Regions from separate parts of the Mus musculus genome. Here region 1 is linked to region 2. The links are chromatin loops, found by intact Hi-C in ENCODE. Cell type or tissue: heart. All regions are shown on one strand. Links, peaks and the distances in the headings refer to the core of each region. The heading gives the core; the rest is flanking DNA. Region 1 overlaps Alpk3 (alpha-kinase 3). Region 2 overlaps Slc28a1 (solute carrier family 28 (sodium-coupled nucleoside transporter), member 1).

Evidence for each region. Peaks named below come from ENCODE experiments on the same cell type or tissue, not always from the same donor. Only the 100,000 strongest peaks of a DNase experiment are listed, where the experiment ranks them.
Region 1: it touches region 2 in a loop (2.2-fold over the local background); 5 of 42 quality-filtered maps call a loop at or near these places.

Annotation. Positions count from the first base shown.
Region 1 is chr7:81,065,913-81,079,718 of GRCm38, forward strand. It overlaps Alpk3 (alpha-kinase 3), which reads left to right. Exons shown (of 14, transcript NM_054085.2): 3 at 1,967-2,088; 4 at 10,961-11,078; 5 at 11,634-12,921. Among named protein-coding and RNA genes, the nearest start is that of Alpk3, 15 kb to the left of the region's middle. In heart, for the core only: a CTCF peak has its summit at 7,548 (motif pointing right); DNase peaks (open chromatin) are centred at 6,769, 8,729, 9,639, 11,319 and 1 weaker place; H3K4me3 peaks cover 439 bases; H3K27ac peaks cover 5,389 bases.
Region 2 is chr7:81,127,742-81,144,092 of GRCm38, forward strand. It overlaps Slc28a1 (solute carrier family 28 (sodium-coupled nucleoside transporter), member 1), which reads left to right. Exons shown (of 18, transcript NM_001004184.3): 8 at 1-48; 9 at 10,421-10,501; 10 at 14,223-14,303. Among named protein-coding and RNA genes, the nearest start is that of Slc28a1, 21 kb to the left of the region's middle. In heart, for the core only: CTCF peaks have their summits at 5,226 and 7,230; DNase peaks (open chromatin) are centred at 4,360, 5,330, 7,010, 11,510 and 3 weaker places; H3K4me3 peaks cover 649 bases; H3K27ac peaks cover 3,409 bases.

The sequences.
Region 1 (13,806 bases), core at 3,869-11,868, 62 kb before region 2:
ACAAGAAACATCTTCAAATCAGGTGCAGTGGTACATGTTGGGAGGCAGAGGCAGGTGGATCTCTTTGAGTTTGAGGACAGTCTGGTCTATCTAGTGAGAGCCTGTCTTGGAGGAGGAGGAAGAGGAGGAGGAGGAAGAGGAGGAGGAGGAGGAGGAGGAGGAGGAGGAAGAAGAAGAAGAAGAAGAAGAAGAAGAAGAAGAAGAAGAAGAAGAAGAAGAAGAAGAAGAAGAAGAAGAAGAAAACGAAAAGGTGGCAGAAGAAAGAAAAAGTGGAAGAAAGAAATAAAAAAGAAACACTTGAAGCATTTTTAGGGTTGTAAATCACAGGTTCTTGGAAGGCTGAGGCAAGTAGATCACAAGTTTTAGACTCACTTAACCTACTGTCTAAAAAAAAGAAAGAAAAAAGAAAAACACTTCCAGATATTGCATCCTGAGTGTTCAGGGAGTTGGTAGTCTAGTTACCAAGAGGTTCTCTATTTCTAAATGACTTCAAGGGGGAAGGGAGGTGCCGATGCCCAGTGAGAGGATGCTGCCAAATGCACCTTGTAACCCTGGTCCAGTCCTCAGATATCTGAGAGAGAGATCCCTGTCCTGGGTGGGCCTTAAAGGGAAGACTCCCGCTAACTCTCCACATGCCTGGGCTCCTGCATTCCTAGACACCACCGACAGATGCAGAAGTCTTACCTGATTCAAAACACTTCCTGAGATGCAAACTTTCTCAAGTACAGGATAATGTTTACAGGAAAGATGCATTGAGCACGGTGCCTTCTCTCTGCAAAGTCTGTAGGGTCACACACTGTCTGTCTGTGTCCCCTCACCTCTCACTCTGTACCCAGTGGAGAGTTGTGGGCAAGTATATCTGGCTGTAGGGGTCCACCCCTTCCTCTGCAGCCCAGAGAAAGGCAGCTTGGAGTGATTTATCTTTCTCCACGGTTCCTTCTGCTTCTGTTGATGTTTCCCCTCACCGTCCCAGCTGCTGCTCACGGAGTGTGTGCCTGGGAAGGGGAGGAGGGCTGGGCACAGCTTGTGCACCACACAGCCTGGCTATGTGGTTGAGCTTCACGCCTGGGAATGCATTGTCTTTGCTGGCCCACGGAAGGGTTTGGTGCCGAGGTCTGTTTCCTGTGCTCAGAAAGGAGTGGACTGTAAGCCCTGAGGATTATTGGTGAGTCTGGGGTAGACATAATAAGCCCACAGATTCAGCTGAGTTCTGCAGGAAGGACTTGACCACAGGGAACCCTGAGTTCTGGCTTGTTCAGGAGTCAGTCTGTGGCTCTGCAGTCCTGCAATTGCCAGGCTTGTGTTCAGTTCAGTACGTGGTGTCCATAGACGGAGCAGAGGACCCACACTGGCTTGCTAGTACCAGCCCATAGCTCTATGTGGCATCAAAATTCATTTGATAGTCCATAAAGTAGAGTCTCCTTCAGGGCAAAGGCCCTGGCCTGTGCTCATAAGTGGCGGCACTTTTCTTCTGAGCCTGAGCCCTAGGATAGTGTTCCATGCCTTCGGGACCTCTGCCTCCTTGAGGGTTAGCTGCCTTTTCCCCGTTGGTGTGGCTGAGCTATGCTACGGATCCATCTCCGAGGCTTGACATGTCTACACGTATGTATGTCTCTCCTATACACTGGGTTCCCTGGAGGTGAAAATGGATTATGAAGCCAGCTCCCCACCATCACGCAGTAAGGGTTTGATAGGCATGTATAGGATCGTACTCCAGTGTGCTCAGGAGCTTGGCCTGCTGTCAGCTACCTATTGTAATAGCCCTGGGTCAAGACTCCATTCAGCCCTTTAGGACCCACCCCAACCTGGCCAGGAAGCCCAGGCGTTCTTGAGTAAAGATTTGCTCAGGTATGCCCAGGAAGTTTGGCCGCAGGTGACTGACAGACATGGTAAGACTTGTGCTTGGCTCGGCAAGGCCAGCGTGCCAGTTGTAGGGAGGGCTCTAAATGGTCTCTGCTTCTCCTAGGAGCACCTTCTGCTCCATCATTGCTCAGCTCACAGAGGAGACCCAGCCACTGTTCGAGACCACACTCAAGTCCCGTGCCGTGTCCGAAGACAGTGACGTCAGGTTCACCTGCATTGTCACAGGTAATGATGCTGTTGACATGGTCTCTATCAGGGCTCCTGCATGGAGCAGGGCCTCGGGAGGCTAGAATAGGCGTGGAGGAGAGAGGTGGGTTTCATGTATTAAGCAAGTTGTCTTTAGCTTTTACTTTTCCCTCAGTTTAGATCTCTGTGTGGGCTGGTGTTCCCTTCTGGAAACACGTTTTGTGTGTGTGTGTGTGTGTGTGTGTGTGTGTGTGTGTGTATGTGTGTGCGCGCGTGCGCACGCCTGTGTGCTTTGCCTTTCTTCTTTAAAACCTGTGTTCATAGCTAAGATTGGGGCTCAGTTGGTCAGTTGGTAGAGTGCTACTAGCATGCATGAACCTGGCATGGGTCTGTAATCCCAGCACTTGGACAAGAAGATCAAAAATTTAAGGTCATTCTTAGCTACATAATGAGTTTGAGGCAGGCCTAGGCTACATGAGATCCCATTTCAAAAAAACAGAAAACAAAGACAATGAAGCCCCAGACTCTGCTCATCCAAGATCCTTCCCCTTCAAGTATACTCTGAGTATGGAGGACTGATCTTTGAAACCATCTTTTAAACACATGATTGAAGAGTTGAACAGTTTGTGACTTGGGAGTATCCAGCCCTAGAGGATGTAGAGTGTAGTTACTCGGACTGTAGATCCCGAAGGCAGGGAGCTGGCTTGGAACCTTCCCTTCACCCCCTTCTTAGTACCTGGTACTGGAGCAGATTGCTACCCCTTCACTGCGTTAGGAGGCTGAGAGGGTCAATACCTGCAGAGCCATTGGGATAACACTTAGCACCCTGCAGGTGCCTTGCTTGTTTGGAAGCAAGGCCACAACTGTTTGCTTTCCAGTGAGCTCCCCATGGCCTTTAAGTAGGAAGCCCTGTGACACCTGAGGGGACCAGGTCATGAGTGCTGGGACACTGGTTCCAAGATTGTTCCTTTCCCATGTCTCCCGGCCCAGCTGCCCTCTGCCCCATCCTGACCTGCCCCAAGGCCTACTCACCTTCAGCTGCAAAGTCACCATTGCAAAGCGCCAGACCCATGTGCCTCCAAGAACACAGTGCTTTGTTTGTTCCTTTTGTTTGAATGTTTGTTTGTTTTGTTTTGTTTTTCAGTTAGTCAACAGCTTGATAGGTTTCTAAATGTCACACTCCCTAATCCTGAAGGGACTTGGTTAGCCCAGCCAGGTAAACAAATTCTTTGGGATTGTTCCCTACCCCCACCCCCCTTATGGATAGTTGTCTCAATTACCAGGCCACCAGCAGCAAATCTGCTAGAGAGACACTGGCTTCTCTGTACCCTTTATCTTTGTGTGACATGGTGTGTTGCAACTGAATTCTCCCGAACCCCTGCGAAGTTCTGTTATTGCTAGTCCACCTTTGCAGAGGCGGGAGTTTGAAGAGGCAAGATGAGCTGCCCAAGGGCGAGGACCTGGTTGCTTTCCCTGATGCACTGCCTCTGGCTGAGCCTTTGTGGTGCTGCCTCCGGCTGAGTCTCCAGCACTGATTTCTTAGAAAACAACTTCACTCCATGATCCCTCATGTACTGCTTTATGTAGAATGTTCATAATTATCTTTGAAAAAAGTCAGGCCTGGGGATGCAGTTCAGTTGGTAGAGTCCTGGCATAGCGTGTATGAGACTATGGCTTTGTCCTCCGGCACCGATAAATCTGTGGAGGGGCATTTCTATGTTTCCCATACTCTGCAGGTGGAGGCAGGAGGGCCATAAATTTACAGGAGGATATAAATTTTACTGTGTAACCCTTTGTTACACAGTCAGTTTGAAGCCATCTTGGGATGCAATGAGACCCTGTCTCCAAGGAAATGAAATTTTATTCTATTCAATTAATACATGTATGTAGGTGAAGGTTTCAAATTATACTAAAAGACACTCATCAAAGCACAGCAGTGTATTCCTTCCAGCGATCTGGGATTGTAGGTGTGAGCTATCCTACCTGGCTTGTTGCTGCTGCTGCCCTCTGGGACAGGGTCTCACTGTGTATCTTCTGCTGGCCAGCACACTGTACAGGCCAGGTGGGTCTTGAGTTCACAAGGATCTGCCTGTCTCTGACTCCCAAGTTATTAATTATTGCCATTAATAGTAATTAACAATTATCAATCCCTCCTGAGTGCTGAGATTAAGGGTGCACCCCATCCACACTCACAAGTTTTTGTTTTAGGACAGGGTGCTAATGCGTAGCCCAGGCTGGCCTCCAACTGGAGATCTCCCTCCGGCTTCTGAGTGCAGCAATTTCAGGTGTGCACACACCACCAGGACCAGCATTGTGTTGTTTATTTGGTTGGGTTTTTTTGTTTTGTTTTGTTTTGTTTTTTGTTTTTTTGAGACTGTGTTTTTAAAAACATTTTAGCCTCCCCTCTTCCCTCTCCACCCGTCACCAGTCTTGTGCCCTATGGGGGGTTTTCTGGCTAGTTGTCAGTTTCTGCCACTTCTGACTCAGGTCCTGAGCGTGGCTCTGACTGTGCTTCACCTCCTATGTGCCTCTATCCTTCCTGTTTACAAAGTTTTGGGACTTTACAAAGTCCTATTTTTCTTGTTTTCTGTTCTCCCTGTCTCCCCTGAACCCCATCTCTCTGTCTCTCTCTGTGTCGGTGTATCTGTCTGTGTCCATCTCTGTGTCTGTCTCTCTGTCTCATGTCTCCCCTTCTCCTCTGTTTTGCATGTCCATTCTGCTACCTAGAGGCCACTGCTGCTGTGTCTGGCCGATGCCTCCTCTCCCCAACTTCTGGGCCAGCCTCAGCACTTCCAGGAGAGTCCCTGCTTCATCCTCCGTCGCTCAGTTACTTTGCCATATTTTTTTCCTCTGGGATCGTGAGATTTGTAAGGACAGGGTGCATGTGGGACTTGCTTGTGCCTCTCAGGAACTGCCACAGTACTCACTTGCCACAGGACCTCCCTGACCCCTGGCCATGTTGATGACAAAATTAGTATCTTTTCCACTTGGCTCATCTCAGCAGCAGCTCGGGTGGGGCAGTGGCAGTATCTGCTGTGGGGACCTGTATGAGGAGCCTCAGGGAAAGCAGGCATGGGGCGCCATGGTTTCTCAGAATCAGTGTGGACTTGCCAGACTCCAGTTTGGTGTACAGAATCTTGGGACGTTTTATTGAATGCTCTCAATCTCCCCATGGGAGTCTTTTCCGCCTCAAGCTCAACCCAAAGAAGCAATTGAGGAATTATTATTCTTAGTGTGTGTGATATGTGTGTACTGTGGTGTGTGTGTGATATGTGTACTGTGCTATGTGTGTGTATCTGTGTGTATGGTATGTATGTGTGCATGCATGTATGTGGCATGATGTGTGTATGATATGTGTGTGCATGTGTATGTATGTGTGCATGTGTGTATGATATGTGTGTATGGTATATATGGTATGTGTGTGTGTATGTGTATTATCTTAGTCATGGTTTCTATTCCTGCACAAAACATCATGACCAAGAAGCAAGTTGGGGAGGAAAGGATTTACTCAGCTTACACTTCCACATTGTTGTTCATCACCAAAGGAAGTCAGGACAGGAACTCACACAGGGCAGGAACTTGGAGGTAGGAGTTGATGCAGAGGCCATGGAGGGATGTTACTTACTGGCTTGCTTCCCCTGGCTTGCTCAGCTTGCTTTCTTATAAAACCCACGCCTACCAGCCCAGGGATGGCACCACTCACACTTTGATCACTAATTGAGAAAATGCCTTACATCTGGGTCTCATGGAGGCATTTCCTCAAGGGAGGTTTCTTTCTCTGTGATAACTCCAGCTTGTGTCAAGTTGGCACATAAAACCAGGCAGTACATGTATGTGTGTGATATGTATGTGAGCATGGGGGCAGACATACTGAAGCACATGTGTGGCGGTCAGAGGACAACTTTCAGGAGTCAGTTCTCGCCTTCCATCCTGGATGCTAGGGTTTGAGCTCAGGTCATTAGGCTCACACAGCAAGTGTTTTAAAACCCTGAGCCCAAAGGAATAACTATTTTTAAATGTATGTATGTGTGTGTGTTTGTGCCACATGCCATAGTGTGAATGTCAGAGAATGATTTGGGAGTTGGTTCTGTCCTTCCATCATGTGGGTCCCAGGGATGGGACTTGGGTTGCAGGCTTGGGTAGGAAGCACCTTCACCAGCAAATCCATGTCATGGACTTCAGGAGCAACGTTGTTGTTGTTGTTTGTTTGTTTCTTTGTCTTATCCCTGTATCTCATGATGCCCAGCCATGGTCTCCTACTGAGGCGCACCTACCAATTGAGTCTGTGCAGTTGTCAGGGCTCTGGGCAGCCACAATATCCACATCTCCAGTCGCTGTTGTTCCCTCCTCATCCCACATGGATCCCAGATCTGAGTTCATTCAGTTTTCTGTAGCAGATTAGAAAGAGGTCACCATGGTATCACCAAGAGTGGGTTGTGGGAAAGGGGGAAGGGAAACAGGAGGGTGCCAGGAACTGGGGAGACAGCGTTAGACATTCGATCTCAGTCTAGAGGTGTTCTTGGCTGATCAGTGGCTGAGACTGGCCTTTGTGTAAGGCTGCTGCTGTCTCTGCTTGTCTTAGCGGAGGCAGTTGTTCTTCCTCCCTGGGAGAAGCATTCCCTCCCCCAACAGAGGTAGGATGTGTCAGCCCCGACTCTGGGACCTTGCCAGGCGAAGATGATGTTTTCCTTATGGTTGGAACTTTGTCTCGGGGAGGAAGATTTAGCTGTAGCAGGAGAACAGGGAACTGGCTGTTCTGGGAGGGAAACCCCTGCGGACCTGGAGCAGGAACACAAGACCTACAGCATTCTTTCACTCACTGTGGGGACAGACAGTGGCTGGGCCATCTGACTCCTGGCTCCTGCAGGCCTCTTTAGGCTGGAATGTTACTGTCTGAGACTGCTCATCTCTGCCCAGTGTGGTGGCCTCCCCATCTACTCTCTTCAGTTCTGGGGTGCATTCTGTATTGGGGTGTGTATGTGCACGTATGTGCTTATTCACATGCTAAGGCAGAAGAAGAAAACATCAGAGGTAGGTAGGTTGAAGCCAGGGACCTAATCTGTGATAAGAACCACATTTATTGAATGAAAGAAAGAAAGAAAAGAGAAAGAATCCTATTTTGGGCAAATAAGTCTAATATGAGGACTTTTAGGTGCAAAATGTTATACACTGGCCCTAGAGTCCTCATTGGGAAGAATGCTAGAGAAGGGAAGTTTCTATGTCATTTGACAGCCATGTAGCCCTGGGTAGTAATTCCCTTAGCTCCGGTGGGGCTTGCTTTTCTCCTGTGTGAAGCAGGAATCACAGCGCTCACTGCATAGCAGAGAGGGATTGGAGTCTGGGCCCTTCTGCTTCCTCACTGGTGACTTTTGTAGAAGTCTTAACTCATGAGCCTTAATTTCCTTTTCATTTCCCTTACTTAAAAAAGCCTTTAACTGTTTTAATGCATGTATGCTCCAGAATATTATGTATAGCATGTGTGTAGCAGCGCCCTAGGAGGCCTGAAGAGGGCGCCAGAGTCTCTGGAACTGGAGTTTCAGGTGGTTTTGCAGGACTGCGTGGGGTCTGGGAACTGAACTCCAGGCTTCTGCAAGTGCAGCAAGAGCTCTAAACCTTGGGTGTGGGTCTCGATGTCTTGTACTGGGGATTGTGACTACATCCTTAGGAGCATTCTGATCTGAGAGTAGATGGGACATGCGTGAGGACTGTCTCTTGGCTTCTGGCACACAGTTAAGTCTTCCTCAATAAATGTGAGCAATTTGAGTTCAGAGGAACCAGGGAAAATTCCATATCTGACAGTTAGTTCTCTTAAAACTCTAAACTCCTATTTGTCTGACTCTGAGTTTCTTTAAATTAGGAGTGACTGGAAAAGACAGTGGGTGTCCAAGTTGGGTTCCCTAGGTGAGCCTGCTAGCTGTGCAGCAGACCATAGGCTGTGAAGGGGCAGGGGAAAGCTACAGGCTCAGGTTCTATTTTGAACTCTCCCAGAGTTCATTCTCTCTCTCTCTCTCTCTTTTCCCCTCCCTCCCTCCCTCCCTCTCCCTCCCTTTCCCTCTCCCTCTCCCTCTCCCTCTCCCTCTCCCTCTCCCTCTCCCTCTCCCTCTCCCTCTCCCTCTCCCTCTCCCTCTCCCTCTCCCTCTGTTTGCGTGTGTGTTTGCATATGTGTACCATGCATGGAAGTATGTGTGGAGCTGAGTTAAGGACATAATCCTCTTGAGCTTTTGTGTATTTATATAACATAGTAACCATCACCCAGGAAGTAACCAGCACGTTACAAATAATCTTGTTTTCAAAGCCATTTGTTTTGTTTTGTTTTGTTTTGTTTTGTTTTGTTTTGTTTTTCAAGACAGGGTTTCTCTGTGCAGCCCTGGCTGTCCTGGAACTCACTTTGTAGACCAGGCTGTCCTTGAACTCAGAAATCAGCCTGCCTCTGCCTCCCAAGTGCTGGAATTAAAGGCGTGCACCACCACCGCCCAGCTTCAAAGCCACTCTTGCTATGAAGCCCTGATCCCCATTATTGGCAGAATTATGGGGTGTTCCTGTGGCTCAGGCTCAGCTGTGTAGGCCACTCCCTGTTCCCCTCCTTGTCCCAGGCCTTTGCCCCACTCCAGCCTCTCTTGGACTGCAGGCTGAGGATGTCCCTCCCGGGCAGGTCATGAGGCAGAAGACTCCAAGGCCCTGGTGGGTGAGATCATCCCACAAGATGGTGAGAGCACCTGTGCTTGCCCTAGCCACACGCACAGTGATGTAACCCAGGGCTTTAGCGCACAGTGGAAACACAGGGCTCAGTTTACAGCCAGCACAGCCCAGTTTGTTCCTGGCCCAGCCGGCTGTAGCCCTGCCTCCCCTGCTCCCCGCTGATGTTCGACTTCCCTTGCTTGCCCTTTGCCCTTCCTCATATGCCTCGGATGGGGCTCCCGTGGGTTTGTTTCCTGTTCCTTACTCCTTTGCTTGCTCCTCTGACAGGGGGTTATGGAGGAACCGCTATGCAGGCACTGGTGCAGGCGATAGAGATACGGTAGTGAACACAGGATGGCTCCTGCCCACTTGAGTCTTGGGTCTAGTAGGAGAGATGGCCAAGGAGCTAAGCTAAGGTGTGATTAGTGGCGGGAAGGGGAGGGGCTGGTGACTGGGGGTATGCACCCATGCCTTCAGTATTACTTGATCCAAGACCAAATCCCCAGCCAAGGAGCTCGCTTCTTTCTCTGGACCATAGTTCTCCATACAGTTGATGTATTCATTGGTAAATATTTACTTATTGTGGATTGCATTACCAGGCACTATTCTAGGAACTGGGGATGCAGCATTGACGAACACAGATAAGTCCCCGCTGTCACGAAGCCAATATTCGATATTCTGTGATGGGCACACTGTGACAGACAGGACACACACAAATTAACAAGCTCAGTGTGTCTCATGGCAGTGTGCTCTAGGAAGAAAGATGCAAGACGAGGGAGGACAGCAAGGCTGAGGGGAGAGAGCCACAGGCTCGCACAGGCTGTTGGAAGGCCTCTGTGAGGAGTTAGACAGGAAGCAGAGTGGCGCAGGATGTGGCCTCCTGGGCTGTTAGTGTGAGCCAGCAAGACTGAGGCGGGGGTGCGGCTCACAAATGGGAGAGGGAGATGAGATCAGGTCACTGCCACAGCGACAGGGTGCAGACTGTGTGTGCCTGTGTGAGGTGGGGCTCCTGGGGTGCTCTGAGTGTGGCTGAGAGTAGATGGATCTGAAGTCACACTCTGCTTGTGGCGTTTCCAATTGAAGAGAGGCCACGACAGGGGCAGCGAGGCCATCAAGGAAGGTCTCCCTGGGACCCAAGTGGGGCATGAAAGTGGTGGGGACTAGGATGTGACAGGAAATGGTCAGATCCTGGGTCTGCTCCCAAGGGTGAGCCTGTAGGACTATCTGACAGGGTGAGTGTGAGAAGAAAGGAAAAAGGAGGACTCGGGGCTGTGGCCTGAGCCACACTGGGGGATGGGTTGTCCCCTTACTGAGCTGTGTGTGAATAGGCTTGGGATACGGATAAGGAGTCGGATGGGTCACACCTGTGGCCTGCTAGGCCGTCAAGTGCAGATATGAAGTCAATGTACAGTCTGGAGTTGAGAGGAGAGGGCTGGACTAGAGGTTGCAACAGCAGGGGGTCCTTGCTGCTCCTTGAGCAGCTAAAGCCAGTCTAGGAAGTAGGCAGTCAGGCCTAAGGATCAACGAGCGATTTAGCAATGTGCACGTCACAGTTGACTTCGACGGACAGTTCAAGTGTAGCAGAGGAAACAGGAGTAGAGATGGAAGACAAGGCATAAAAAGCTCCACAGACGGCTTCTGCAGGCTCAGGTGCAGTGGCGCACATCTCTATCCCAGCACTCAGAGGCAGAGGCAGGCAGGGCTCTGTGAGTTCAAGGCCAGCCTAGTCTACATGGTTCCAGGACAGCAAGGCCTATATAGAAAGACCCTGTCTTAATAATAATAATAATAAGCCAAGTGATGGTGTCATGTGCCTTTAATCTCAGCACTCTGGAGGCAGAGGCAGGTGGATCCCTGTGAATTTGAAGCCAGCCTGGTCTACAGAGTGAGTTCCAGGATAGCCAGGGCTACACAGAGAAACCCAGTTTCAAAGAGACCAATAAATGAATAAATAAACAAATAAGTGAATAAATAAAAGATCTCTCTTCTAGTTGAAAGCTAAGAAGTCTCTTCCCCCTAGTTCTCATCCTTTCAGTCAGAGGGGAGAATGCTTTCTGCTTTGACAGATCCTACTTTCTGAAGCTGAGCTGAGTGACAGGGACAGTGCCTCCGGAGGGCCCGGGGCACTGGAACCGTCCAGTCTCTTCAGACAGCTCGAAGCCCTTGCCTCTGCGTCTCCTCCCACTACTTTGGATCTCACCTACTATTATTCAATCTCTTGCTTCCTTGTCAGGATACCCAGAGCCAGAGGTGACCTGGTACAAGGATGACATAGAACTGGACCGTTACTGTGGCTTGCCAAAATACGAGATCACTCATCAAGGCAACCGTCACACCCTGCAGCTGTACAGGTGAGGGAGAGGGGCCGGCATGGCTCTCTGCCCTCCCGAGGGCCCTGCGCTGGATCCTGCCATCAGACCTGGAGTCAGCTGGGTGGAAACGCCCAGGCACTCTCTGGAGTTAGAGGGCAGGGCTCTACTACTGAGTTGATCTACCTGGTGAACTGTGCTTTCTGCCAGTGTCTGGGATCTCCCCAGGCCAGGGCAGACGTGCTTCTGACAGCCACAAGTGAGTGCAACCAGAGGAGGCCCTGACCCTCAGAAACCTTTTCCATGAGGTCAGCAGCCAGGAAAAGCAACAGTGCCGTCATTACTACTCTCAGGGCTGTGTTGGTCACCTGCTTCTGAAGGGAGCTCTTCTGGGCCCCGAGTCTAATCCCTCCTGGGACAGCATGACCTTGGTCAGCTGTCCTCTTGTGGCCTCAGTTTCCTCCGTTGTAGCTGAGGAAATTCATGACGCCTAAAGTAGGGCACGACTTGGATTGGGAGGGAGCCGGTGGTCAATGCCAGAGACTCTGGCTGTGGGGAGGAGCGGGGAGAGATGGCGCCTCATGCTCCTACCTCTAGGTGTCAGGAAGAAGATGCTGCCATCTACCAAGCCTCTGCCCGGAACACCAAGGGCATCGTGTCCTGCTCAGGGGTCCTAGAGGTGGGCACTATGACGGAGTACAAGATTCACCAGCGCTGGTTCGCCAAGTTGAAGCGCAAGGCTGCAGCCAAGATGAGGGAGATTGAGCAGAGCTGGAAGCATGGAAAAGAGGCTTCAGGGGAGGCTGACACGCTTCTTCGCAAGATCAGCCCCGACCGCTTCCAAAGAAAGCGCCGACTGAGTGGAGTCGAAGAGGCTGTCCTCTCCACGCCAGTCAGGGAAATGGAGGAAGGCTCCTCAGCGGCTTGGCAGGAAGGAGAGACTGAGTCTGCTCAGCACCCGGGGTTGGGTTTGATCAACAGTTTTGCTCCTGGAGAGGCGCCCACCAATGGGGAGCCTGCTCCAGAGAACGGGGAAGACGAAGAGCGTGGCTTGCTGACATACATCTGCGAGGTCATGGAACTGGGGCCTCAGAACAGCCCTCCAAAGGAGTCTGGGGCTAAGAAGAAAAGGAAGGATGAGGAATCTAAACCAGGAGAGCAGAAGCTGGAGTTAGAAAAGGCAGAAGGGAGCCAGTGCTCTTCAGAAAACGTCGTCCCCAGTACAGACAAACCCAACTCCAGTAGAAGGGAGAAGTCCACGGATACACAGCCAGCTCAGACCCAGCCCAGAGGCCGGGTAGCACGGGGGCCTGGGATAGAAAGCACCAGGAAGACAGCCTCTGTCCTGGGCATTCAAGACAAGGTCCAGGATGTCCCCGCCCCCGCCCCTGCCCCGGTCCCCGCCCCAGCCCTGGCCCCGGCCCCTGTCCCAGTCCCTGCACCCACCCCTGTTCCAAGCCGCAGCTCAGAGCAGGTGTATTTCTCCCTGAAGGACATGTTCATGGAGACCACCCGGGCAGGCAGGTCCCAGGAAGAGGAAAAACCTCCACCTCCAAGTACCAGGGTAGCTGGAGAAAGTCCCCCAGGAAAGACACCAGTCAAGTCTAGACTGGAGAAGGTACCGATGGTCTCCAGCCAGCCCACATCTTCCATGGTTCCCCCGCCCATTAAGCCTTTGAACAGGAAGAGATTTGCCCCTCCTAAATCCAAAGTGGAGTCAACTACTACCTCTCTCTCAAGTCAGACTTCAGAATCTATGGCCCAGAGCTTAGGGAAGGCTCTACCTTCAGCCTCTACCCAGGTCCCAACACCCCCTGCTCGACGGAGACACGGCACCCGAGATAGCCCCTTGCAAGGACAAACGAGCCACAAGACTCCAGGAGAGGTAAGTGTGGATATTGAGTGCTTAGAGGCTGCTCTGGGAAACTGACCTCATGGAAACTCTTGCTGTAAGGGCTTGGCAGCCAGTGAGTGGTGGGCTATTTATAGGAGGGGTGGGGAAGGATTTAAGTGCCAGCCAAGGGCAAGGGGCCACAGGCATGGCCATGTTCCAGATAGGAGCATCCAGGCAGCACAGCCTGACCATGTCTCTTTTTGTCGGAGAGAATAGAGAGGTTCCTGGCAGAGGGAAGAGGGGGAAGATACTGTTCTCTGGGAGGAAGAAGAGGGATAAGTAACCATTGCTTCATGAGGGAGATGGCAGTGTTCTGGAGTATGTAGCAGTTTATATGATGCTCGCTAGAAGACTTGAAATCCCAGCACTTTGAAGGCAGAGGCAGGCGGATCTCTGAGTTCCAGGACAGCCAAGGCTACACAGAAAACTCCTGTCTTGAAAAACCAGAAGAAGAAGAAAAAGAAAATAGTGTACATTATAATCCAAGCACTTGGGAGACGTAGGCAGAAGAGCGAGTCGAGGAATAGGACACATAGCAAGACCTTGTTTCAAAACCAAACCACCCCAGGACCCCCTAAAACAGAATGTCTAAGGAGTACTGTTTTACTCAGGCTTTACTTAAGGTTTTGGGATATGGCTTATCGACGTACCTGGCCCATAGCCCTTAACAAGGTGTGATCTTGGGCTAGTAGTGACAGTCAAAATAGTAATTCATACCCGCTCCACAGAACACTACAAGAACTGTGTCCTTGGTAGGCATGGTAGGTGTGTACTCGACCTCAGTGTGGTGGCATAAGATGTACTACGGCGGCAGGGGGTTGGGGGAAAGCTGGGAACAGGAATCCATCGTTTCTAGGGAACAGGTAGCCAAGAGGA
Region 2 (16,351 bases), core at 4,067-12,066:
AGCTTCGTCTTCGGGGAGGCTCTGGTCAAGGATGTCTTTGCCTTTCAGGTCAGTTGACTGTTGCCCCAGCAAGGGTTGATTGGCACTTGCTGCTCAGGTCCCAGCTGTGGGAGCCAGCTAAGCTGAGAGGAGGTGAGCTTGGGTGGGGAGGGCTCCTGTGGGCTCAGACTAGTGCCTAGGAAGCCAAAGCCTGGGGCCAGGAAAGACCCAGCATCCTGTTTGTTGGATGATAACTGGTAAAACGTGAGGAAGTTTGCTCTTTCTGCATTATTTTTCTTAAGCACGAGTCACCACTTGACATAGCTGCTAGAAGGCTGAGAGCAAGAAATGGCGGGGGTGGGGGTGCTGAGTGACAACCCCGATGATGCGGGGACACTGGATCCATAAATACTGTTTCCTATCAGGCTCCTTCACCACCCCTCATAGCCAACCTCCTCCACAGGCTCTGATTCTTGCACCTCTCCTCCTTCCTCTCTTCTCCTTCCCCCTCTCTCTCTCTCTCTCTGATCACTCAACACTGCGTCTACAGTCATGTGAAGTATTATAGCCGACATTAAGGGTAAAGCCATCCTTCTGTTTTAAAGACTCCATTGTCCCATGGCAGAGCCCAGCTGTAGTTTAAAACAGAGCCGTTCATGCTGGGGACACTGCTGATGTTCCCCCCACCCCCTCTGCTGTTCTGGATGGAGCTGTGATTATATTTCTTCTCCCTCCGGGAACCGGGTAAGCCTCTGACATACCTTGGCTAGTGAGGACTTTAGTACAGGCCCCCCTTTTGTATAGCTTTACAGCCTGAAGCTCACTCCAGGCTTACGCTGCGTTTCCAAAAGCCGGGCAGAGAGAGTGGCAGCCTGGCTCCAGTTTTTCTGCCTCTGGTGCCAAAGTAACGAGGACACGAATCACGGATGCCAGTCTAGACCACTAAAGCCATGGGGGGTGTCGCACAGGCGATGTGGTAGGTTCTGGAGTTTCTGCCTTTCTACTCTGCTGGGGATGATGAACCCAGGGGGCTTCCAGCTTCTTCTGTAGACTTCTGGGCTCACGTAGAGCCAAATGAAGTCCAGACCATCCTTCTGGACATGAACTCTGACCTCTTACTAGCTTTTCTTAGCGCTCAGTGCCTGTTATGCCAGCAATCTCTTAAGGAAGATCCAGCCTGCCCAAAGGGTTTGAATGATGCCAGTGCCGTAGGGAAAAGGAAAGCCTCAGGTTCCTAGAGTCTGTCTGGCCCTGGGCAGATTTGCCTCCCCCCACCCCATGAACTATTGTGTATAAAGATATCGAAAGACAGCCTTGGCTATCCTACAAGCTCACCCAAATACCATCCCCATAGGGTGTGGGGACTGCTCTCTCCATATCTGCATAGCCAAGTAGTGTGCACCCAAAGGTCCAGTGGGAAGAGGTAAACATCTGCTGAGGGTAACTTCTTGAGGGCATCTTACGGTAAAGCCCCACAGCTTCTCAGCTTTAAATAGCACACAGTGGTTCTACCTCCAGTGTGCAGGGGTCACGGGCGTGAGACAGACGCAGAGCCTGTAGTAGAGAAGCTGCCACCAGGGATGATGAGGAGGACTCCCTAAGATATGGAAGAGTCCCAGGATGTGGAGGACTGAGAGGTGCTGGAGCCAGAAGCAGGAAGATGCAGTGGTGAGGGCAAAGGCTCAGAGGGACGCTGGGGTGTGAAAACACCTGGAGGGAAGCTGGGGGACAGCCTCTGGGTTCAGCAGACTCTGTTCCAAAAATGTCTCAATGCCAGGCTGAGGCATCTGAGGGTCTTTTGTTGAGTCTGTTTTGGGCTGTGTTTTGTTTTGAAACGGGGCCTGGATGTAGTTCAAACTGGCCTCAAACTTGTGATCTTCCTGGGTTCTGGGATAACCTACACGCACCACCATAGGTGTCCCACATCTAGGCTTTCTTCACTAACAGAGGCTCCACTGAAGAGTTTTGAGCAGTCCTGACTATGGCATTGGTTGTTTAACATGTCAACAGCAGATATGAAAGACAGATGCTGGTGTGTGTGTTGGAGAGGGGCCCAGCAAAGGAGATGCTTTGAAGTCTAGGGATGCCGGCTTAGGGGAAGAGAGATGTCAGTTACTCCTCAGTTCCTTAGGTGCTGTCACAAGAGTGTTTACCATTTGAGGACAAGGCTTGGCCTTACTTTGTATCCTTCATGTAGCCTTAAGCCCTAAAAGGCCACAGCCAGAGACTCTGCGGCTTGCTGGATGAATGAAATAAATGATGGTTCAGGAGTGATTCTGGGAAATTCCTCTGTGCCTGCTAGGGAGTGTGCTCAGTTAGCCCCAAGGAGACAGGGGGTGTGCTCAGTGAGCCCCAAGGAGACAGGGGGTGTGCTCAGTTAGCCCCAAGGAGACAGGGGGGTGTGCTCAGTGGGCCCCAAGGAGACAGGGGGTGTACTCAGTGGGCCCCAAGGAGACAGGGGGTGTACTCAGTGGGCCCCAAGGAGACAGAGCGTGTGCTCAGTGGGCCCCAAGGAGACAGAGCGTGTGCTCAGTAGGCCCCAAGGAGACAGGGGGTATGCTCAGTGGGCCCCAAGGAGACAGGGGGTGTGCTCAGTGAGCCCCAAGGAGACAGGGGGTGTGCTCAGTGGGCCCCAAGGAGACAGAGCGTGTGCTCAGTAGGCCCCAAGGAGACAGGGGGTGTACTCAGTGGGCCCCAAGGAGACAGAGCGTGTGCTCAGTGGGCCCCAAGGAGACAGAGCGTGTGCTCAGTAGGCCCCAAGGAGACAGGGGGTGTACTCAGTGGGCCCCAAGGAGACAGAGCGTGTGCTCAGTGGGCCCCAAGGAGACAGAGCGTGTGCTCAGTAGGCCCCAAGGAGACAGGGGGTGTACTCAGTGGGCCCCAAGGAGACAGAGCGTGTGCTCAGTGGGCCCCAAGGAGACAGAGCGTGTGCTCAGTAGGCCCCAAGGAGACAGGGGGTATGCTCAGTGGGCCCCAAGGAGACAGGGGGTGTGCTCAGTGAGCCCCAAGGAGACAGGGGGTGTGCTCAGTGGGCCCCACGGAGACAGGGGGTGTGATCAGTGAGCCCCAAGGAGACAGGGGGTGTGCTCAGTGGGCCCCAAGGAGACAGGGGGTGTGATCAGTGAGCCCCAAGGAGACAGGGATATGCTCAGTGGAGACAGCCTCTCCTGGCCAGGGTACCATGTTTCAAAGCCTGGAGTCCCTGGTCTAACACAAGGGCTGAACTACTTTGTTTGTTTGTTTGTTTGTTTGTTTGTTTCTTGAGACAGGGTTTCTCTGTGTAGCCCTGGCTGTCCTGGAACTCACAGCGTTCTGCCTGTCTCTGCCTCCAAAGTGCTGGGGTAGGGACTCATGTAGTCCAAACTGACCTTGACCTTATCACAGAGCAGAGGATGAACTTAAGTTTCTACTTTCTACTGCTACCTGTGAAGTGTTAGGATTATAGGCATGCAACAGCATGCCAGCCTCCAGCCTCCATAGCAAGACCCAGGGCTTCTAATCCCTCAAGGGCCAAAGGTGACTTTGAAGTAATTCAGGGATATTATAAACCATTTGTCCCACCTAGTGCTGGCTATTTTAGTGCAGCTGTTCTCAATCTGTGGGTCTCCCTCCCTTTGGGTTTAACGACTCTTTTACAGGGGTCACATATAAGATATCCTGCATATCAGATATTTGTGTTGTGATTCTTAACAGTAGCAAAATTTACAACTATATAATTCCAACAAAAATAATTTTATGGCTGGGGTCACCACAACATGAGGGACTATATTAAAAGGCTGCAGCATTAGGAAGGCTGAGAACCACTGCTCTAGTGGAAAAGAAAAGCTCAGGCAAGGGGAAGAAAGTCCTGACAACTGCTACGGTGTGCAGAGAGGAGTTGTGGCTAGACTTTATTTTAGTCTCACACCAACCCTTCAGAGAAAACACGATGGTTACCCCTTTATAGACGAGGAGCCTGATGGTTAGGGTAGCTGTGTTTGTGCAAAGTCCTGAGGCTAAAGAGTCAAGATTGGAGCCCCAACACAAGGTCCATATTTTAGTTTCTGTGCCCCAACATCAGAGCCCCTTATTTAGGTGGCAAGGGGCTCTGGGTCTCAGAACATTTGTTCTCCTCCTGGCTTATAAGAGGTTACATTCTTTGGGATGGTTGAGAGTGACAGAAATCCTTTGCACCTAGCTTCCCAGGGAGGAGAGGACTTCCTGGCTCACACACCAGACGGTCAGGTGGAGCCGGCAAAGGCCAGATCCAGGCCCCAGAACAGCTGCAGCCTCATTTCCTCTCTGCTTAGCCTTCAGGGTCAGCTTTACCCCTCACACCATGTTTTCTCCATCAACACCAGATGGTCACTCTTACAACACATCGGCTAGCATGGACAACTCTCTTTTGTAGCCAGACAAGTCCTGGGCACGATTCTGATTGGGCTGTGTTAGGTAATATGACCGTGCTTGAGCCAGTTAGCCTGCATCCAGCAAGTGGGGCAACCAACCGAGCTCTTGGTCTGATGTGAAGCCGGGGCCATGGGAATGAATCACTGATTGAATGGAAGCAACCTTAGAAATGTATCCTTTAGCCAGGCAGTGGTGGTGATGGAAACCTTTGATCCTAGAGATCAATAGGGAAGCAGGGGCAGGAAGATCTCAGTGTGTAAGTCAACGCAGCCTTTACAAGACACACACATACACACTCAAACACACACACACACACACACCACACATACTACACATACCACATACACATACCACACACACTACACACACTGTACATACACACACTGCACACACACAATATACACACACACCACACACACCACACACACCACACTACTTACACACCACATACACATATACCACATATACACACCATATACAGTACACACCACATACACCACACATACCATATACACACACACCACATACACAGACTGCACACACACACACCATACAAAACACACACACACACACACACTACATACATACCACACACACACTACACACACACTATATACTGCCCCCCCACACACACACACATACACACACCACATCACAAACACTTTTCTTTCAGTCTTGAGACTTGCCCTTAAGGTAGGGTGACCCTGTTGGGTATTGACTTGAACTCAAGGCTCTTCCATGCCTCTCAGACTCTGGTCTGAGTCTCTGGCCAGTGTCCACACTGGGAAGCCTTCCCTGAGCTCCTGCAGATTTTAGACCTAGGCTGTCTCCTGCTGGGACCTAGTCCAAATGATCTTCCCTCCAGGAAGTAGAATCACCCTGGGACATTTTTAGTCCTCTGCTTCTTTTTGGCCCAGAGCTCTGCACAGTCCATGTAGTGTCCTCCCCCTCCTGGCTATATCTGGTTGATTAGTCACCCTCCCACCCCTGTCCCACCCCTGCTTTGGCTCCATCTCCCTTCTAGTAACTTTCCACCCGACCCCTCAGTCCCCCCTCCTTACAGCCCAGCTCCTGCTTTCTTGCTGGGTCTGGCTGACCCAGGGTCACACTCCCTCTGCCTCTCACAATGGCGGGCTCCAGCCTCTGGCACAGGCCCCACCTGCTCAGCTAAGCAGTGTTCAACTGCTCCTCCTGAGGAGCCCCAGAGGTAAAAACAAACAAGCAAACAAACAAACAAACCAAAACCCCTTTTTATCTCCTGAGAGATTGGGGGTACCTGCCTAAGGCAGACCTTAATCCCCTCAGGTAAACAGTCCTCTTTTCAGAGATGGGGTGGGAAGAGAGCAGAGACAGGGGCAAGGCTGAAAGGAAGGACTTGGGGTGGCGGAGGAAGGAGAGCCAGCTTGCATGGGTTTGATTTCCAGGCAGGATGAAGTTGTTCCAAGGGTGTGGCACAGTGGAGACTCTGGAGCCGTGGTCCTCAGAGTGTGGGATGCTCTTATTAAAAACTATAGCCATACTGGCTCACAAACAACAGGAGTCCACTCCTTAGCGCTCTAGCAGCTGGAAGGGACAGCAGAGAGCCCCCAGGGTCATGTTCTGATCAGGAATCCCTCTTCCTGGTCACGGTCAACTCCTCTCCCATCCTCACGTGCTCGAAGACAGAGGGAGCACTTTGGGGCCTCTTGCATAAGGGGAACTGACCCCATTCATGAGGGCTTCACCTCCTGATGGCTCGTCTGAGCCTGTCACCCGGGCTTTGGTTTTATCACATCAATCTGGACAATTCCGCCTATAGCAGGGACACACACAGCCCTGAATGCAGAGAATCAAGCTTTCTCCAGAGCAGATGCCTCAGCCATCTGAGTGGTCTCTGCCCATTCTCAACTGTGTGACCTTGGATGGGTGGCCTGCACCTCAGAGCCTCAGTGTACCCCATTGCTTAAGGGGAGATAGTGATAGCCACCTCAGTTGCTTTGAGGATCAGTGAGCCAGCACATAGCAATGAGTATCTGACACACAGTAGGACTTCCTTCCAGGCACATAGTAGGAGTTAAGAGTCCTTCCTCAGTAGCACTGCCCTGAGTTACACACACTGCTTGTGTACCACCCCAGGCTCTCCAGAGGTGGTTCCTGGGCTGTGAGATCATACTTGCCACGGGGACATTATAACATAACGTACCTTAGAAAATTGGAGCCTGCCTGCCTTCCCCCTTCCCTCTATCCCTCCCCTCCTGCCCCCTCCTTTCCTCTCCCTTCTTTTCTTCTCATTTTCCTTTGTGCTTTTTTTCCTTATCTTCGTGGTGCTGCAGCTCCTGCGCCACACATGCTAGGCAGATGCTTTACCACTGAGCCATCTAGAGACCCCCTTGCTTCCCTTTCCTCCGTCACCATTCACTCCTTCTCCCCAAATGAAGCTTCCCTCTCACCAACAGCCTCCGCCTACAGTTAGAACACACTTTCCGATGCCCACTCTGCCATCCTGGACATGTCCTCCTAGCTCCAGCCTGGGGCTGTAGCCAGCCAGTTGCCCTGGAGTCCCTCACAGAGTCAACCGCGTCAGCTGAGTAGACTCACATCTGGCTTCTGGGAGAGCAGAATGACGTCACCCCCGGAGCTGTGAGCAGCTCCAGCTCCAAGCCTTAGCAAGGAGGGGTTAGAAGGCAGGAACGGAGTTTCTGAATGCAGTATCTATGCTCCCTGTCATGTGATGTCCCCAGCAGCAGGCAAGCCACAGCAATAGGTGGGAAGTGGAGCAAGTCTAGAGAGGCCTGTGGTGTTGGTGGGAAGAGGGAGGGGAAGGTCCACCGCTCTTTTCTTTCTCGTCCCCACAGCTGGGCTGTGGGAGCAGATCTTTGCTGCCACCTAGGACCATCTACTTGTTCTGAGAGATTGTGCAAGACGCTCCCTTTTCAAAATACAATAACCAGCTCCTGCCCTTCGGCCCTCCCTGCCAGCCTGGCCTCCCAGAAGTGCTGCCTGTTGGTACCATCTCTGGGTCTCTTGCTCCCTCTCAGTGTTACTTGGCTTCTGGTTTGTGTCCACATCCTCCCTCTGACACTGTTTTTACCTGGCCAGGCCTGCCCTGAGTGCCATAGTCTCTGTCTGTCTCAAGACTTGTCTTGCCAAAGTGCTGAGGCTCCCGAATATGATTGGCTGTGCCTGCATGGCCTCTGTCCTTCTCCTTTTAGCCGCTCTAACTGGTGTCCTGGGTCTCCTAGACACTATGCTCCTCTCTCTTTAGCCATGCAGGCTGCAGGGTCCTGCTCTGCACACTTCAGCGGGTTTCTGTGAGTGCTGTTTATTCTGTTGCTTCAACTGGACCTCATCACCGTTTTTTTTTCTTTTACTTTTAATTAATTAATTTTCTAGGTATGCGTTGGGGAGGTGTGTTGTGTGTGACACGATGTATACGTGGACGTCAGAGGACAATTTGTGGGAGCTGCTTCTGTCCTACCCTGTGGGGTTCTCCAGGGTAGATCTTGGGTCATCAGGCTTGGTAGCAAGCCGTTACCTGCTGAGCTATCTTGAAAGTCTCAACTGCATTTCTCATGAACCAGCTTCCAAATGCAGTCCCCACCCAGAGTTCCCTCTCAGCCCTAGACCCTTTTACCCAATGGGCAAATTAAGAAAAGGAAGGAAGGAAAAGAAAGAGAAAGAAAGAAAAAGAAAGAAAGAAGGAAGGAAGGAAGGAAGGAAGGAAGGAAGGAAGGAAGGAAGGAAGGAAGGAAGGAAGGAAAGAAAGAAAGAAAGAAAGAAAGAAAGAAAGAAAGAAAGAAAAAAAGAAAGGGAAAGGAAAGGAAAGGAAAGGAAAGGAAAGGAAAGGAAAGGAAAGGAAAGGAAAGGAAAGGAAAGGAAAACCAAATTCCTCACAGCTCTGGCATACAGGGGTGTAAGTGTTTGGGAGTAGTGCCTTCTTTGCTGTTTTAAAGGATGTATTCAGCATGTGTGTGCCTGCATATGTGTGAGAGTGCAGGCACACACATGCCACAGTATCAGTGCTGAAGTCAGAAAACAATGAGTTGGCTCCACCTTCTACCATGTGGGTCCCAGGGGTGAAACTCAGGTGGCCAGGTTGGCATCAAGCATCCTTATTGGCTGAGCCAACTAGCTAACTCCCTTTTGTGATGTTTTGTTTTTTTGAGTTTTTTTCTCTTTTCTTTTCTTTTCTTTTCTTTTCTTTTCTTTCCTTTCCTTTCCTTTCCTTTCCTTTCCTTTCCTTTCCTTTCCTTTCCTTTCCTTTCCTTTTCCTTCCTTCCTTCCTTCCTTCCTTCCTTCCTTCCTTTCTTCCTTCCTTTCTTTCTTTCTTTCTTTTTCCCCCCAAGACAGGGTTTCTCTGTCCTGGCTGTCTTGGAACTCACTCTGTAGACCAGGCTGGCCTCGAACTCAGAAATCCACCTGTCTCTGCCTCCTTAGTGCTGGGATTAAAGGCATGCACCACCACTGCCTGGCTCATGATATTTTAATATTTCAGCTTGCTTTTTTTTTTTTTCTTTGTTTTTCTAGACGGGATTTCTCTGTCCTGAAACTCACTATGCAGTTCAGGCTGGCCTCAAACACACAGAGATCTCCCTGCCTCTGCCTCCTGAGTACTGGGATTAAAGGCGTGCACCACCACCATCTGGCCCAACTTCCTCACTTTTAAAAAGTAATATTTTTTTTTTAATTTTATGTATATACGTACACTGTAGCTGTCTTCAGACATACCAGAAGAGGGCATTGAATGTGGTTGTAAGCCACCATGCGGTTGTCGGGAATTGAACTCAGGACCTCTGCTCTGGAAGAGCAGTCAGTGTTCTTAGCAGCTGAGCCATCTCTCCAACCCATCTTTCCCACTTTTTAGTGACAGAGAATTCCCATAGTCTTAGCAACTCTGCCACACATTTGAACTATTGAAAAGAAACACACAGGCAGGACAAACACTCCAATGGGAAGAAGAACCCAAGAGGCAAATGTCCCTCACGCCCTGGCCCTCAGTCACTCACGTTCAGATGCCTGCTGTCACTGGTCACTTGCACGCCCTTCGAATGATGTCCCTGGTCCATACAAACTTCCTGCCTTTCCTTCATGTAATAACACAGACCGTGTGTCCATGGTGAGGCTCTCCCTTCTCCCCTAACAGCCTATCTCTCACGTGCCCAGGGAGCTTCTCCCTCCTTCTCTATTTCGTAGTTTTCAGCAGGAGCTTGAGAGGAGCGAGAGGAGCTTAGGAAAGCACCATACACTCAGAACTTGGGCACCAGCTTCTCAAGAGACTCCCAGAGCTTTCTTGTTCTTCTTTCCTGGCATTTAGCTCACCATGGGTGTCCATGCTGTGGGTTACTAAACCAGCCCTCTGTCAAGAGATACCCAAGCTCTGCTTTACAAATGAGCTGCGGTTGGGGGCGGAGAGATGACTCAGCAGTTAGAAGCAGACACTGCTCTTGCAGAGGACCCCAGTTTGGTTCTCAGCACCTGTACTTATGTGCTCGCACCATGCCCCTCCATACACGTGTAATTAAAACAATAAAATAAATATTTTAAATAAATAAATAAATAAATAAATAAATAAAAGGGCTGTACCAAGAAAGCCCTGGAGTGTGCTGTGCACGGAAGGGAAGGAATGGATGTGGAGGTCCTGGCATGATTGAAAAGGAAACAGAGTAACAAGATAAGATGCTAACTGCAGGGCTGGGATATGTCTGCTGCAAGCCTGATGGCTCTGAACAGAAGCAGAAAGCCACACCAAGGAGGGTTCCCTCATTCAGGCCCATGGAGCAGGGAGCCCAACCAGACCAGAGCCATGCTCCTGAGTGTGCTAGACCTGAGCCTGCTCCTTTAGCCTTTGTGACAGTCCTAAGGGATTTCTCCTCATGATGGAGGTAAAGAGACAGGGGGTGAAAGCAGCCCCTCTCACGACCCAGCACGGGGTTGTGTTGGGGATCACCCGGGACTCTTGCACAGTCCTCAGAGCTTCTCCCTGCACCTGGCAGACCTCTGAGAGAAGGCTTTGGAGGAGTGGGCTGTCACCTGGCCCTGCCACAGCTCTAACCCAGGACCCTGTCTCCCACAGGTTTTGCCCATCATCGTCTTTTTCAGCTGCGTCATGTCAGTTCTGTACTATCTGGGCCTCATGCAGTGGGTGATCCTGAAGGTGAGTCCTCAGACCTGGGCAGGCTTCTTCAGAGTCACCAGCTCCCGGGCACAGCCTTCCAGCGTCCCCACTCTCCCAGAGTCCCATGTCTCAAGGTCTAACTCCCTACCCTAGAATGTCTTGCTTTCTGGATCCATACTTTCCCAGAATGCCCTGCTCCCAGGGTCTTTATCCTCCTGGAGTCTCTTGCTCCTGAAGCCCATGCCTTCCCAGAATGCTCTCCTCCACACCTTACATTCTCTCCATATCTACTGCTAGTCAAACATCCCTTCAGAAGGTCTCTCGCCCTGACACTAGGGTAAAATGGCACAAAAGCTTGTCTCTATGGGAGGGAGGGAAACGGCACATGATTTAGGGGGAAAATTACTTATACCAAAATGATCCAGAGAGATTATAATACCGGGCTAGATAGGCCATACTTAGCTGGTATAAATGTGCTTACTTTAAAAGGACTATTCATTCATTCATTTGTTTGCTTATTTGTTCACTTGTTGATATATTTGTTTATTGTGTGTGCACATGCACGTGTGTGCATGCATGCATACCAGGATGCACATGTGCAGGTCAGAAGACATCTTGAAGGAGCTGGTTTCCTCCCTCTGCCATGTAGGACCTGGGGATTAAACTCAGGTTGTCAGGCAATGAACACCTTTACCAGCCGAGTCATCTTGGCAGCCCAACTGTGCTTAGGTTTATAAAATCTGCATGTGTCTGGGATCTAGGCATTAGCACTGCACAGCATTTGAAAGCATCAGACCTGGCAAAAGGGTCTGGGGTTTTAGCCAACAGAGCTCAGAATAAGTCAGCACCTTTGCATGACAGCAAGAATAAAAAGCGATCTATGCTTACGTGAACCTGCAGAATCCAGAGGCGGTGACTGCCCCTGGATCTGGAACACATGTTCAACCGCGGGCTTGGACAAATGATGCTGTAAGCAGGAAAGAATTCACATCCTCCACAGCCAGGCTGGAGGGATGGAGAATGATGGGCTTGGACCAGAGGAAGATAGGAGGGAAAGCTAATTCCAACTGCTTATGAAGGAAGACTAGCCGAGGACAGGCCGAGAGGCAGCAGCCGCACAGAAACATTCCAGAAGTACAATATGTCCCAAACCCTTTTCCAGTGAACTCTAGACCCTGGCGTGCTACCAAATGTTACTTGGACAAGAAAGTCTCTAGTTAAGTAACTGAAAAATACCAGGCTAGATATTATAGTGAATTAATTTTTTCATTAATTTAATTATTCATTCACTTTATCAAAGCCCTTTCCCTCCTCTCCTCCCCGTCCCATCCTTACAAGTCTTTCTCCCAACCACACTTTACCTTTCACCTCAGAGAAGGAGAAGCCCCTTTTGGGTACTACCCCACCCTGGGACATCTAGTCCCAGCAGAATTAAGCACAGCTTCTCCCACTGAGGCCTAACCAGGCAGTACAGTTAGGGGAAGGGGATCCAATGGCGGGCAACAGAGTCAGAGACAGCCCCTGTTCCAGTTGTTAGGAGATCCACATGAAGACCCAGCTGCACATCTGCTACAAATGTGTAGGGGGCCCAGGTCTAGTCCCTGCATGTTCTTTGATTGGTGGTTCAGTCTCTGTGAACCCCCATGGGCCCAGGTTAGTTGACTCTGAAGGTCTTGTGGTATTCTTGGCTCCTCCAGCTCCCTCAATCCAATCTCCTACACAAGACTCTCCAAACTCTGCCTGATGTTTGGCCATGGGTCTCTGCATCTGTTTCCATCTGCTGCTGGATGAAGCCTCTCAGAGGACAGTTATGCTACGTTCCTGTCTGCAAGCGTAGCAGAGTATCATTAATAGTGTCAGGGGTTGGTTCTCTCCCATGACATGGGCATCAAATCAAGGCAGTCATTGGTTGGCTGTTCCCTGCAATCTCTGCTCCATCTTTATCCCTGCACATCTAGTAGGCAGGACAAAGTTTGGGTTGAAGGTTTCACGGGTGGGTTGATGTCCCTCTCCCTCCACTGGAAGTCCTGCCTGGCTATGGGGGGTGGCCACATCAGTATCTGTATCTCCAGAAGCTAGGAGCCTCAGCTGGTGTCACCCCCATAGACTCCCAGAACCTGCCTCCTCCTACCAGATCTCCATCTCATTCCAGAGATGCCCCCATCAATTTCCCTTCTCTCTCTCAGTCCCCGCTTAGCCATTCTGAGAGGTTTGAGATAGAATCTCAGAGTCATTTTGATTTGCATTTCCCTGATGTTGAACATTTCATTAAGTGCTTCTCAGCCATTAGAGATTCCTCTGTTGAGAATTCTGTTTAACACTGCCTCATTTTAAGTTGGGTTATTTGGTTTGTTGGTGTCTAATTTCTTAAGTTCTTTATATATTTTGGATATCAGTCCTCTGTCTGATGTAGGGTTGGTTAAGATATTTTCCCACTCTGTAGACTACATTATGGTGAATGATTTTTTTTTTTAAAGACATGGTCTTATTTTGTAGCCCTGGATGTCCTAGAACTCAATATGTAGACCAGGCTGACTTTGAAATCACAGAATCTGCTTGCCTCTGCCTCGTGAGTCCTGGAATTAAAAATGTGTGCTACCATGCCCAGCCAACAAGGTTGTTGTTGTTGTTGTTGGCTGGGCTGGAGAGATGGCTCAGCGGCAGTTAAGAATTTGTACTGCTGCCCTTGCAGAAGACCTTGTTGGGTTCCCATTGTTCACCTTGGTAGCTCATAACTCCCTGAAACTCCAGCTCCAAGGGATCTGATGCCTTTTTCTCTAAGCTTCCAGCATCTGCACACACATACACAGAAAACAAACCCATATAAATATACATATATGTATGCATGCCAGACTTGTGTCGCCGTCAGAGGACAGCTAGCAGGAGTTGGTTCTCTTCCCACTCTGTGGGTCCTGGCAATCAAACTAAGGTCGTCAGACTTGGTGACAAATGCAGTTTGCTCACCTTAGCTGGTTTGCTGACCCTCCACCTCATCTTCTGAGATAGGATCTCTCACTGAGCCTGAGTTTACTGACTTGGGTGGACTGGCTGCCAGCAAGGCCCAGAGATCCTCCTGTGTCTCCCTCTACAGCACTGGGGTTACATGGGTCCTGACCTGACCAACTGAGCTGTAGTACAACCAGTTTTAAGCTTATCCCCGACTAGCTTACAAATAAATGAGACTCAGACTATAGTTATTTTATTTGGCTTTGACAACTACTGGGGGCCACCCCTAATCTTCTTTTCTAACTGCTGGCCTGGCTACCTCCCTAGCAGTGTACCCTAGATACATGCTGTTTCTCCTGGCCACATGCTCATAGTTCATCTCCCCTCATGGGTAGCTTCCTCTCTCCTCTCTCCTTCCTTCTCTTCCTCAGCTCTCCTCCACCCCACCCCAATCCAGGTCACTCCAAACACACCTACCTCTCATTCCTCCAGTAATTGGCTGTAGCAATTTTATTTAACCAATAGTTTTAAATCTAGGAACAAGGTTTGCACAACAAAAAGCTTTTAAAGGTGAGAATTTACTCCCCTTTAAAAGAATTTACAGAATTTAGCATTACAATACGAAGCAAAAGACCAAACCTCCACACTGCCACCTCCCCAGTTCCCTGATCACCTCTTTTAAAACTGCTCCAATGCTAATTAAGGTTCAAACCACTTCAGGGTCCTGGGCTAGAAGAGTTGGGTACTTTCACCCCCAACTCTTTCTGACTCTGGCTTGCTAATGGCCACTCATGAGTACGCTGGTTTTTTCCAGATTGCCTGGTTGATGCAGGTCACCATGGGCACCTCAGCCACTGAAACCCTAAGTGTGGCAGGAAACATCTTTGTGAGCCAGGTAGGTACTGCAACTACCCCAAAGAGACTGGAGGGGGGCAGGGATCCAATCTAATTCAAGGGAGAGCCATTTAACCTGTCCCCAGGTTCACAGAAGGCTGCTGCCCAGGGATGCTACAAGTCCTGCCTGTGTCATGCCAACCACCCACATGGTCCATTTGGCACCTCTGTCACTTCAGCCTGGGCTGTTGTTATCAGCTTAGATACTGACAGGCTAACCGGGGAAACTGAGGCTAGGGAGATGTGACTAATTTGGCCAAGATCCTGCAGGGATAAATAAAGACACACTTAGTCATTTAGTCAGTTGGTGTTTGTTTGTTTGTTTTTCCTTGATCAGGCTTCTTTCCACTGTATCATTTGGTCTACTTAGTTTTGCTTTGCCTGAAATGTATTTCTTTTTTTTTTTTTTTTCTTTTTTCTTTTGTTTTTTCGAGACAGGGTTTCTCTGTATAGCTCTGGCTGTCCTGGAACTCACTCTGTAGACCAGGCTGGCTTTGAACTCAGAAATCTGCCTGCCTTTGCCTCCCGAGTGCTGGGATCAAAGGCGTGCGCCACCACGCCCGGCTTGAAATGTATTTCTTAAAATAATATAGTTCTGAAGGCACCAGGACTCCTGAGTCTCTTCAGGCCTAACCTTCCCAAGAAGGAGACTATGGAAGTCAGGGAGTCCCTAAGAGATACCCTCGCCAAGTGGTACCTTATTATTATTATTATTTATTTATTTATTTATTTATTTAAAGAAAGTATTGGCCTGATTTTTGTTATGGTGCAAGATGTAAAGGTAATTGTTATTCATCTGATTAATTGTCATCTCAGAGACTTCCTCTCCAATCTGCTGACCTAGGCCTTGATGTGTTAATTAATATCAAATAATATTAATCTATATCTATCTATCTATATATATTGAGCGGATAAACCAAACAGCAGACTAGGCCAAGGTGGTTCCACGTGGGAGAGGTTCCACGTGCAGAGATAGAGGGGCAGCGAAGCAGGTAGAAGGGCAGAGAAGAGGAAAAAGAGAGAAAGAGGGGGAAGAAGAGAAGAAAGAGAGAGGAAAAAGAGAGCAAGGAGGGGGTGATCCCCTAATTTATACAGAAAATGATGTCACACCAGTGAGGGTGGGAACTGAGCCAAGTGGATTGTGGGATTGAGGGTCATTGTCCTGGCAACACAGGTCAAGGGTCACATAGACAGGGGCTTGGAGTGTCCTGGTGCTAACATTCCTCCCTTCTTGTTATTATAAAAGAAGGGGTGGGGGGAAGAGAGCGGAAACCAATGGTGAAGAGGGAATAAGGGCGTTGTGTCTCTTAAGCTACTTCCTGCTGTTTAGGGGCATCGTCAATTTTCAGGGTATATCTGGACTTCACCATCGGAATCCATTTGGTAATCATCTGAGTCAGGCTCTTCTATGGACAGTGATTCCTTTGTGGGCAGCAAGTGGCTGGTAATCCTGTAACAGGAGCTGATTAAGGGTTTGGTTAGAAATTTTTTGTACTTGTCACTGAAGGAATGTAGAGATAAGATTAATAAGACAAGAAGCAAATAATTATGCCAGGAAGATGGCCAGGAAAGATATTATACGAGTGGAAGGATCCACTTCCATATGGGGTTTTCAAAGATACCAGACTGATTATCTCATGGTTACTGAAATCTCTTATGTCTGCCTGTAGTTCCTAGATTTTATTTTCACAATCCCGGATTGACTGACATAGAAACAGCATTCTTCTTGTAGGAATAGGCAAAGACCACCTTCTTTAGCTGTCAGGAAGTCTAAGTCCTCGCCGGTTTTAAAGCATCACGGTTGCCAAAGAATCGATCTGCTTTTGGATAGTAAGCAGTTTCAGTCATTCCTTGAAAATCTCTTTTAAACTGGGAAGTGAATGTATTGTATGGGGTCATAGAAGTCGTTATCCCTGCTATCCCCGTGCCAGCCCCTACAGCTATCCCCATGGCTGCCAGGAGTGGTACAACCTGAACAGCTTTTTTGTTGTGCTGAGCAGCTACCATGTTTACAACCAGGACTGGTAGGGGCTCGTTTCCCTCAATTAC